Linked DNA regions of Homo sapiens: region 2 is linked to region 1. A link is a loop called in an ENCODE intact Hi-C map of the cell type or tissue named here. Cell type or tissue: mammary epithelial cell. All regions are shown on one strand. Links, peaks and the distances in the headings refer to the core of each region. The heading gives the core; the rest is flanking DNA.

Region 1 (5,378 bases), core at 117-5,116:
AGTCTTGTGTGCTTCTCTATTCTGCTGAGATTTGTGTTATCAGCTCCACACTTCAAGGACAAAAAAAGATCCAAGATGATGAGTGGTTGACCATGTTGCATGAAAAGGAAGTGGATAGAGAGGATTCATTCTGGAACAGACTAGCAATTGACTGGACAACGTATTCTTTCTAAGCCTCTTAACCCTTTGTATACATCTCTTTATGGCTGTGAAAGTGTCTTACCATCTGTTAGATTTTTTCTGGGAGATGATTAGCTTTCAGAAACCTAAATGACTCAAGGGAAGTGAAAGCAATACTAGACTTTCTAGAAAAATGTATGGAATGTGTTCTCCTTCTTCCAGCTCTGTGCGTGCTTCAGGGAAGCTGCTGCCTCTGCTTTAGTATGTCTGTGCTCTTTGGGCTGGTGGCACGTTGTCTGAGACCTGAAGAAGACAGTGGTGAAATCTAAATCAGAACCCTAGGCAGATTTTCCTTCTTTCTTTCTTTTCACCCACCAGCCTTTACTTTAGCAATCTTCCTCTCCAATATTTATTTAAAATTTTCTCAGCATGTACAAACTCTTGGCATATAGGAGAAGAAGAAGATTTCTAAAAAATCAAGCCATTTCTCCTATAAGGGAGATCTGCTACAACAGGAAATTGGATTTGGACCTTCTTTGGAAGCAAAAAAATACAGCTAAATAAACGTTTAAATGGAAGTGGTCTCATAAATATTTTCAGTTTCAAAAATGGAAATTCATTGTGTCACTTTATGATAATATCCATGTTATATCTGAACTTCATGCTCTAAAACTCTACAAATGTAGACTTGGGAAAAAAAAGTTAGCGTTTTTTCACTAACTTTTTTTTTTCTCACTAATCATAGCATGGACACCCGTTCCAGTTTGTGTTATGTGTTTCACAGGGAATGTTTAGCAGCTTCGTGGGTTTGAAACTTCCTGAAGGTTGTTGCAGGGGCTGGGATGAGTGCGTTACAGGCCTCTCCTTGGCAAAATGTTTTTCCGTTTGTAGTTTCTCAGCATTTTCTCTTCCCCTGTGCAATCCAGGCTAGTGGAATTGAGATACTCACATTTCTATCATCCAGCTGGCTAGTTTTAGGAAAGATACAGCTTGAGCCTGTTCCTCCTTGGCTTTTAGCTTTCACTTGCCTTATTTGGTAAAGCTGCGGGGTTCGTTATTCCTGGAAAGGGCTGTTTCACCAGTTTCAAGGACTATTTCCCACTTCCATCTAGTTCTGCGCTGGGAACTTGAGCTTGGTTGCAGCTCTGGGGTATCTGATTTGAACTGGGGCAGTTGCAGGATGGGGGTACCCTGAAGAATTCTCACCACCCATGGCTGGTGGTGATGTACCCCTCACTAATGAGATGTTTACACATCAGATACATAGTTCAATGTAAACTTCCCTTTGAAACTAGGTACTCACAAAAGATGCTGGCTTTTTTGCTTCGTCCAAGGGCCTGGAATGGGCATGGCTTTCTCGCTTTTCCCAGGGTCTTGGTATTTAGATTGCCTTTTCCCCAATTATCCTTTTCATTTCTGCATTCTTTCTATCTCTTTGGGGGCTTTTTCCTATCCCTTATAAGAAACACATAATTTTGCTCACGTTAAATTTGCACATCCTAAGTTTTAATGAAGCTCACAGTTTATTATTATCTTCAGTACCTCCTCTGATGTTGTTTATAGGGAAACTTATTCTTCTCATGTTCATTATGTATGAAGTCATGTTCTCAGCACCCACCTCACCCCCTTCTTGTCCCCCAAACCAACTGGAATCCAGAATCCTGACAACTTATCCTTCTCTGGTTCCTAAGTAGCATTGTTGTAAAAATAATTAGCCTAAGTTTTAAAGAGATGAGAAGATGTGGCTTATTCCTTGGAGCTTATATTCGTTTTGTGTCTTAGCCTAAAAACGAAGTTTACAGGCCCCCCAGTCCTCAGAAAGATAGTTATATTCTTTCTGATGAAAGGTGGGAACGGGGAAGCGGGGAGGAGAGGAGAGGAGAGGAAGTGAGGTTGATGTAAGTGAATCCTTCTCTCTTTGCCCAGAGAGTTAGTGGGTTTTTTTTTTTTTGTGAAAGGAAGTTGAATTTATTAAGAGTTTGGAGGGAGGGGGCCGAAGGAAACGTTTTTCCCTCCCAGAATGCGGAGGCTGCCACTCAGTGGGAGAATTAGTGAAGCTCCGGAACTCACTTTCATTTTCAAGAACCTGTTGGTGGAGGCTTTTTTTGTCTTTGGCTTTGCTTCTCCCTTCCAGCCCTGCCTGTCACAGAAAGACCCCCGTTCATCTCCCTTGCCCTGCAGTTCATTTCTGGAGTGTAGGTGTGAAGTTAAGGGACTGTCCCCATCATAGGAGATGAAGCAAATGAAGAGACAAAATGAAGCAAATGAAGAGGCAAATACAAGACATCTAGAAATCGACTGGGTGGAGGGAGTAAAGGAGAAAAACAGAAGGGTAGCTTTTGAATGTGAAACACCAGAATGAAAACTGACTTGCCCACTGTCAGAGTGTATTACTGGTCTACCCACGTCAGTGAGAGCTGGTGAGACCCACCCTCCGAGGGTCCTAACTGTGTGCGGCTGTTCCCTGCCCGGGCAGTTGTGTTGTCATCTTGATACTCAGTTCAGTCCTATACTCTTCTGGGTATTTGTTTCCTTTTAGAAAATAGCTAGCAAATTTGTGAAAATTCAAAGCAATATGCTAGGTATGTTATGAACCTATTTGCCTAATGCTGGGCCAAGCATAGAAACCCAACCAATTACCTCTCTATATAGAATATACAGAATGTTTTGATTTAACTGCCTTAAGTCATTCTGCACTAGAGAGTTCTGTCTCTCAGTTGGATTTAGTTACCTGTCCTTATCAGTCCTGGTACACAAAACTCTTTGTCATACTAATTATGATTACTACTACTACTAACATGCACTTTTATTTTTTATCTTATTTATTTATTTTGAGACAGAGTCTCACTCTGTCACCCAGGCTGGAGTGCAGTGGTACGATCCCAGCTCACTGCAAACTCCACCTCCCAGGTTCAAGCAGTTCTCCTGTCTCAGCCTCCCAAGTAGCTAGGATTACAGGTGTGCACCACCACGCCCGGCTAATTTTTGTATTTTTAGTAGAGACGGCATTTCAGCATGTTGGCCAGGCTGGTCTCGAACTCCTGACCTCAAGTGATCTACCTGCCTCAGCCTCCCAAAGTGCTAGGATTACAGGCATGAGCCACCGCACCCAGCCTAACATGCACTTTTTTTTTTAACTGTGTAATTCTTTTTTCTTTTATATTATACTTTAAGTTCTGGGTTACATGTGCAGAACGTGCAGTTTTGTTACATAGGTATTCACGTGCCATGGTGGCTTGCTGCACCCATCAACCTGTTACCTTCATTAGATATTTCTCCTAATGTTACCCCTCCCCTAGCCCCCCAGCCCCCTACAGGCCCCAGCATGTGATGATCCCCTCCTTGTGTCCATGTGTTCTCATTGTTCAATTCCCACTTATGAGTGAGAACATGTAGTGTTTGGTTTTCTGTCCTTGTGATAGTTTGCTGAGAATGATGGTTTCCAGCTTCATCCATATCCCTACAAAGGACATGAACTCATCTTTTTATGGCTGCATAGTATTCCATGGTGTATATGTGCCACATTTTCTTAATCCAGTCTATCACTGATGGACATTTGAGTTGGTTCCAAGTCTTTGCTATTGTGAATAGTGCCGCAATAAACATACATGGTAACATGCACTTTTAATACTTTTGTTGCACCTGTTCTGTTCTGAAAGCTTTACCCGTTTCTACCATACAGCAACACCATGAGGCTGGTGCTAGTCATATCCTTGGTTTACTATTGAGGAAAACTGAGGCTTAGAGGATTAACATGCCCACAGCAACATGGTTAGCTAGAAGTGTTAACCCTGGTAGTCTGACTCTAGAAACGGCCTAACTGCTTTGCTATGCTGCTTCTTACTGCTATTTAAGTCACTGTCTGGCGGCAAGTAGCCTTGAGTGCTTTTTTTTTTTTTTTTTTTTGAGACAAGGTCTTGCTCTGTCACCCAGGCTGGAGTGTAGTGGCACGATCATGGCTCCCTGCAGCTTTGACCTCCCTGGCTCAAGCCATCCTCCCACCTCAGCTTCCTGAGTAGCTGGGACTGCAGGCACTGTCCCCATGCCCAGCTAATTTTTTAATTTTCTGGAGAGATGAGGTCTCCCTGTGTTGCCCAGGCTGGATTTTTTTTTTTTTTTTAATACAACTAGTCTCTGGAGCTCGTGGTACAAGGACTACCTAGATTAAATGCATATTGGTTTGTTTGGTGATCACTGTTTCTTGCATGAGGCCAGATCTTTGCCCTGCTTTGTTGCTATGCTCTCTTTTAAACTTCCCTTCACTTGTTACCTTATTGTGGTTTTCTCTGACTCTTGTTCATACACCTCTTAGGTAGGTCTCCGACCTGCGGGTTCTCTAAGGCATTGATTCCCAAGCTTGATTGTACTGGGAATCACCCGGGAGATTCAAAAAATTATATTCCCTGGCTCCATCCTTGCAGTTGGTATAAGACTCGGGAATAAATATTTTTTACATTTCCCTGGAGATTTCGACGACCGGCTTGCTTTGCATTAAGGCAGAGTTTCTCAAACTTTGCAGGTGTACTGTGTGATCTTATTAAAATGCAGATTCCGAAACAGCCTGCTATCTGATCTGCACTGAGGCCCAAGGGCCTGCATTTCTAGCAAGCACCCAGTGCTGCTGATGCTGCTGGTTCACACTTCTCATGGTTTTTTTTTTTTTTTTTTTTGAGTCAGAATCTTGGTCTGTTGCCCAGGCTGGAGTGCAGTGGGGCAATCTTGGCTTACTGCAACCTCCACCTCCCGGGTTCAAGCAATTCTGCCTCAGCCTCCCCAGTAGCTGGGACTACAGGTGCATGCCACCATGCCCCGCTAATTTTTGTGTTTTTAGTAGAGACAGGGTTTCACCACGTTGGCCAGGATGGTCTCAAACTCCTGAGCACAGGTGATCTGTCTGCCTTGGCCTCCCAAAGTACTGGGATTACAGGCATGAGCCACCCTGCCCGGCCCACACTTCTCATTTTGAGTAGCTGGGGTCTGGACTGTGCATTTTGACTGTACTCTCTTACCCTTTCAGTCTATTTAGTGGATTGTGTCTCACACTGGCTGGAATTTGTGGCTTCCAACAACCTACTGGAGGTAATTGCCCACAGGATAAAGTGAGAAAAAGGAGCAAAATGGGAAGATACTGAAAGAGAAACTGTCTCAATTTGGGAAGGACTTGTTAAAAAGACAAGCATTGCTAATTAGTAGCTTAGTATCTAATCTTTGTCACTGAAGGCTGCAAATCATGCTTCCTGGAGTCTTCTTAAAGACAG
Region 2 (5,378 bases), core at 84-5,083, 170 kb before region 1:
TAAATACATGAAATATCAGGTCAGGGAGCTATTTCCCTGTAGTCCATCTCATTATCAAAGTTAAATTCCTGCTCCAGTTGACCAGAGCATGTGGACACAAAAGAGCAGCTTAGGTGGACTTGAGATACTACGTGTAAACGATTGCCATAAGATAGAGATCTCATTAAGACTCATTCTAAACACAGATGGCAGCTGTCTCTCTCTGGCTGGCTTGCTTGCTTTCTCCTCTAGTCCTGTTTGTCAAATTGGTTCCTTTAGGACTCCCAGTAAATGTTCTAATCTGTTTTAGTAACTTCCATGGCAACTTCTTCAGGTCAATTTCCCACACATATGCTGAACTTTCAGTCAAATATTCCAATTCTAAACATCTGTAGAGTGTCCTTATTTCATATTGAACATTGTATTTTTTGAAAAGGTACACTGATTTTAGAAGAGTAAATGGCTCTATATTCCTTGGTAGCTCATGTAATTAAATAGAAAAGAAACTGTAGCTGCAAGTGCTGTCAAATATGCATAACTGTCCAAGAAAACCCTGTCATGGCCTTTTGTTAAAATGAACAGGCACTTATATCATTCGTTTGGTTCATCAAAAATGCTTATCACAGGCCAGGCGCAGTGGCTCATGCCTGTAATCCCAGCATTTTGGGAGGTCAAGGCGGGAGGATCACCTACCAGCCTGGCCAACATGGCGAAATCCTGTCTCTACTAAAAATACAAAAGTTAGTCAGATATTGTGGTGCACAGCTATAATCCTAGCTACTAAGGAGGCTGAGGCAGGAGAATCACTTGAACCCAGGAGGCGGAGGTTGGAGTGAGCCACGATCACGCCACTGCACTCCAGCCTCGGCAACAGAGTAAGACTCCATCTCAAAAAAAAAAAAAAAAAAACAGACAGAAAAATAAAAGAAATGATTATCACGGTCTTGTCCAAATGAGGGCCACAAAAGCCATCACCTGTGTCTTTGGAATGGAGCTCATTTCAAATGAGCATATGATTATGCCAACAAAAGAATGGTGAGAAAGGAACTCTTGTACACCCATAAAGGAAAACATGCCCCAAGTGTTCTGGAAAATAATTCAACCATATATCTGAAACTCTTACCAAGAAAAGTTTTCTAACCTTTGACTCAATCATTTCACTGCTGGGAATCTATCTTTAAAAAATCATCAAAGGGCCAGGTGCGGTGGCTCATGCCTATAATCCCAACACTTTGGGAGGCTGAGGCGGGAGGATCGCCTGAAGTCAGGAGTTCAAGACCAGCCTGGCCAACATGGTAAAACCCTGTCTCTACTAAAAATACAAAAATTAGCCAGGTGTGGTGGTGTGCACCTGTAGTCCCAGCTACTCGGGAGGTTGAAATGGGAGAATTGGTTGAACCCAGGAGACAGAGGTTGCAGTGAGCCAAGATTACACCACTGCACTACAGCCTGAGTGACAGAGTGAGACTCCATCTCAAAAATAAATAAATAAATAAGTAAATAAAATGGCTCAAGGTTGAAGTGAGTGCTCTTTTGCCCGCCTTCTGCCTTCTGCCAGGGGAGGACACAGCATTAGTCCCTTCTGGTGGATGCAGCCGACATCAATCATGCTGCTGCCTTGGTCTTAGACTTCCCAGCCTCCAGAATTGCAAGAAATAAATTTCTGTTGTTTACAAATTATCCAGTCTGTAGTATTTTCTTACAGTAGCACAAAGGGACTAAGACTAAGACATGGCTTTATGAGTATATGATTATGCCAGCAAAAGAACGGTGAGAAAAGATTTCTTATACACCAATAGAGGAAAACATGCCCCAAGCATTCTGGAAAACAGTTTGGCCATATATCTGAAACTCTTACCCAGAAAGTTTTCTAGACTTTGAATTATTTCACTGCTGGGAATCTAATCTATCTTTCAAAAATCATCAAAGACGTAGGTTAATATTTATGTACAAGATGTTCACTGTAGAAAAAAAAAACAGAAATAACCTGTTTCCAGTAAATACATTGGGGTTTATTTATGACAGGTTATCCAGCTGCTGAAAGACAATGTATTTGTGGCATACTGCTAATGACAGATGAAACGTTTCTGATATAGGCAGGAAAAAATAGTAGGATTTTAAATACTGTATCCAGTCTTACCTAAATGCAATATGTAAAAAAATATGATACATATACACCAGAAACACATATGCTGGCAAATACGGTAGTTAAGAGCATGGGCTTTGGAAATAAACCGACCTGGTTCAAATTCCAGCTGTGCCGCTTTCCAGCTGTGTAACCTTGAGCAAGTTAGTTAACCTCTCTGTGCCTCAGAATGCTCACCTGGAAAATGGGGATAATAGTACCTACCTTACAGAGTTGAATGGACAGTAAATGAGACAATTCATGCAAATGCCTTGGCGCACAATGCCCAGCACATTGCAAGCACTCAATAACTACACGCCATTATTAGCATCATCAACACAGAGAACAAATGGGGAAGAAATGCACCAATATGCTAACAGGTATTATTTCTGGGTGGTAGAATTCCAGGACAGTTTAGCTTTCTCCTTTATAGTCTTCTCATTTTTCCAAATAATCTACAGTAAGTATTATGGAATCAGAAAGGGAAATCCATTATACAAAAAGAAAATCTGTTTAATTATTAGTATTTGCTACGTGCAACAGTGAATGCATACACGAAGGGAACACCGTGTGAGTCACAAAGTGAGCAATGCCTTTCACCCCATGTCTACTGGGAGCCTCAGTTCTCAGCAGCTGCCACCCTCCTGCAGAGGTCTCATTACTCACAGGCGCAGTTCCTTGGAAGCCATCCTCACCAGTGTTGGTCACCGGAAACTCGCCCTGCCAAATGTTGGCATAATGCTGGCCTTTGGGCTGCAGTTTGTTGCCCCAGGGGAAAAGTCTGTCAGAAGAGACACAGGCATCAGCCTGTCAAACAGGCACAGGTTTTGGATGAAAGTCAAGAGAAGGGATGCAATGAAAAAGAGAACATTGCTTGCTTGTTCTGAGTGAGCCAGTTAAAATATATATATAAATAAATAAAGCTTTTAATCAGGATTTATTTTCAATTTCCTTATAACTTCTCATGTCACGTCCACAACAGCCTCAGTCTTGCCCAGGTACTCAGGAGGCCTGAAATAAATCACAAAACTAAAAGAAGGACTTATAGAAAGCTGGGAGAGTAGACCTCATTTTGGACTTATATGGTAGTGTGATCAGGCACCACCACACCACACTTTTTTATAAAGCCTGGGCTATTTTAAGGAGCCTTTCCTAGAAGATGTGAACCCAACATGAGTTTTCTGTCTCATGGCTCTAGAAGCAGAGACATACCGCTGCTTCAGGAGATGCCTAAAATAAGAAAATGCTAAAAGCAGGGCAGTCTGCCAAGAAGTTCTAAGCAGTGATATGTAACTCAAGGGGGTTGAATTGCTAAGACTTGCTTTGGGGCTGGAGGGAGCCCACTTGGCCAGACACTTGGTTTAGGGGTGATAAAAGATTTGTGACCCATTCTCCAGTGTCTTCTAAGTAATTTCGTGGAAAAATAAGAAAAAGAATTATTGTCGTTATTAACTTTCTAACCAAAGTAAGTTCCATGGAGTTTTTTGTTGTTGTTTGTTTGTTCAAATGACCAACATATTGTCAGGCAAAATGAGATCCTCTAAATACCTATTATGCAGGCCTCCTCGACAGCTGTATTCCCACTCAGCTTCCGTGGGCAGCCGCTTCCCTGCCCAAGTGCAGTAGGCAACCGCATCATTCCAGGACACATGGAGAACTGGATGATCCGGCCTGGGGAAGAGCAAAAGTAGAATGAAAAGTGACACCAATCAGAACAAGAAGCAGGAGCTGGCTTCAGCAAAGCGCCCATAATCCCCCTCAGTTCAATCTGTGACACTGAGGTCATCCTGGTCCTTAAGTCAAACCCCAGCCATGCTACATCTGTCATGCTCCACCAACGGTTTCTGACAACCCAGGCTCCCAAATGGGTTACAGTTCCACTGGGAACTAGACTCAAAACATTTCTTCACTTTGTAGGCTCGGATTCCCACAGAATGTCATTGGTATGGCAGATGCGGAGATACTCCAGCTGCTAGGAGGGCCAGCAGGAGCTTTCAGCTCCTTTGGGGTTCAGCAGAGCTGACAGCCATCTCAGAGAAACCAGTGACTAACCAACCACAGCAGGGGCATACAGAGCCAGCCATTTCAGCCTACAGTGGCTCAACCTATGGGCCATATACACCCTAGAGGCCCCTGTGTTGGGTGGAGCTTGGTTGGACCTGCATTGTGGCTTTGACTTCTCCCTCTGCCCAGTCCTGCTCTGGCCCCTGCTTTCTACAGGTGTGGGGCCCTAACATTCTGCATCCTAAACTCTGTTTCAGCCTCTGTTTCCAGAGAACCCAACCTGTGACCCTTGGCTTTCAATTCTGTGTCTTTCTACTTTTCCTCTACAAGAGGCCGGTCTTTTTTTCCTGAGGGTATAAAGGGTGTGGAAGTTTGGGGAAAAAAAACTGAGAAAAAGGGGATAGACTCATTCACCCAGCACTAGATGGCTTTGGCTGAATTCCCTGCTCACTTTTTTAAAAGTGGGCTACAAATTCCTAGTCCATTCCTTATACACCTTTGAATTCCCCACAGTAATTACACCAGGCCTTTCATTTATTCTTTCAACAAACATCTACTGAGTACCTATCATGTGCCAGTCACTGTTTCCAGCACAGACAACAGAGGTACTCTTCTCAGAAGATCCATCGGTGTTGACTGCATGGATAACATACATTCCCCTTTTGGGTTTTCCTTCCTCCCTTAGCATTTTCCTCTGTTACTAAATTCAGGAAAGCAGATATTAACTGGGAGCTAAGAAGCCAAGTCCACCTGAGAAACCCAGGAATCCTATGACTTTCCACCTCGAAGCCTAATTGCAGCACAGCGGCTTCCAATTGAGGCTTTGAAAGATGTTTGACATTTGTCAAGGGGCTATATCCCTAAAGCTGAACTTCCTATACTCGCAGCTCCCCGACAATAAGGGCAATAACCAGGAATGTTGTTAAAAATAGAGACTTAAAAACTGCATCTGAAAAATTAGGTTAGGAGAGCAGGTTTCTTGGGCTGCTGAGATGCTGAGTCCTAACCCAAACCTTGCTCAATCTCCAGGGTTTAAAGTGTTACTCTATTTTTGCTTGAGATAATTATTTCCTTGCCACCCTGGAGACTTGCTGACCGACTTGGCTCTCTGTGGTTTTCCAGTTAGATGGTGGCTTCAAAGAATTCCAATCTGGAACTCAAGATCATGTGAATCCTATACCCAAGGCCTGGGCTTCCACAGTGGCAACCTGGGAGGACACAATTACTTATCCATAAGACAGACGTCTTCTTCCTCATAGACCCGCTAATA

Evidence for each region. A loop is a pair of places that touch in the nucleus more often than their neighbours do. Peaks named below come from ENCODE experiments on the same cell type or tissue, not always from the same donor. Only the 100,000 strongest peaks of a DNase experiment are listed, where the experiment ranks them.
Region 2: it touches region 1 in a loop (7-fold over the local background); 10 of 110 quality-filtered maps call a loop at or near these places.

What each region holds. Positions count from the first base shown.
Region 1 is chr3:4,582,502-4,587,879 of GRCh38, forward strand. The region is part of intron 4 of ITPR1 (inositol 1,4,5-trisphosphate receptor type 1); the gene reads left to right. LOC105376933 (a long non-coding RNA gene) reads right to left here and starts at 1,717. Exons shown (of 2, transcript XR_007095798.1): 1 at 1,070-1,717; 2 at 1-423. In mammary epithelial cell, for the core only: a CTCF peak has its summit at 2,166; no DNase peak of the experiment used is centred there; H3K4me3 peaks cover 736 bases; H3K27ac peaks cover 2,394 bases.
Region 2 is chr3:4,414,358-4,419,735 of GRCh38, forward strand. It overlaps SUMF1 (sulfatase modifying factor 1), which reads right to left. Exons shown (of 9, transcript NM_182760.4): 5 at 3,653-3,775; 6 at 2,771-2,885. It also overlaps the pseudogene MRPS10P2. Among named protein-coding and RNA genes, the nearest start is that of SUMF1, 50 kb to the right of the region's middle. In mammary epithelial cell, for the core only: a CTCF peak has its summit at 2,745; a DNase peak (open chromatin) is centred at 2,814; H3K27ac peaks cover 1,747 bases.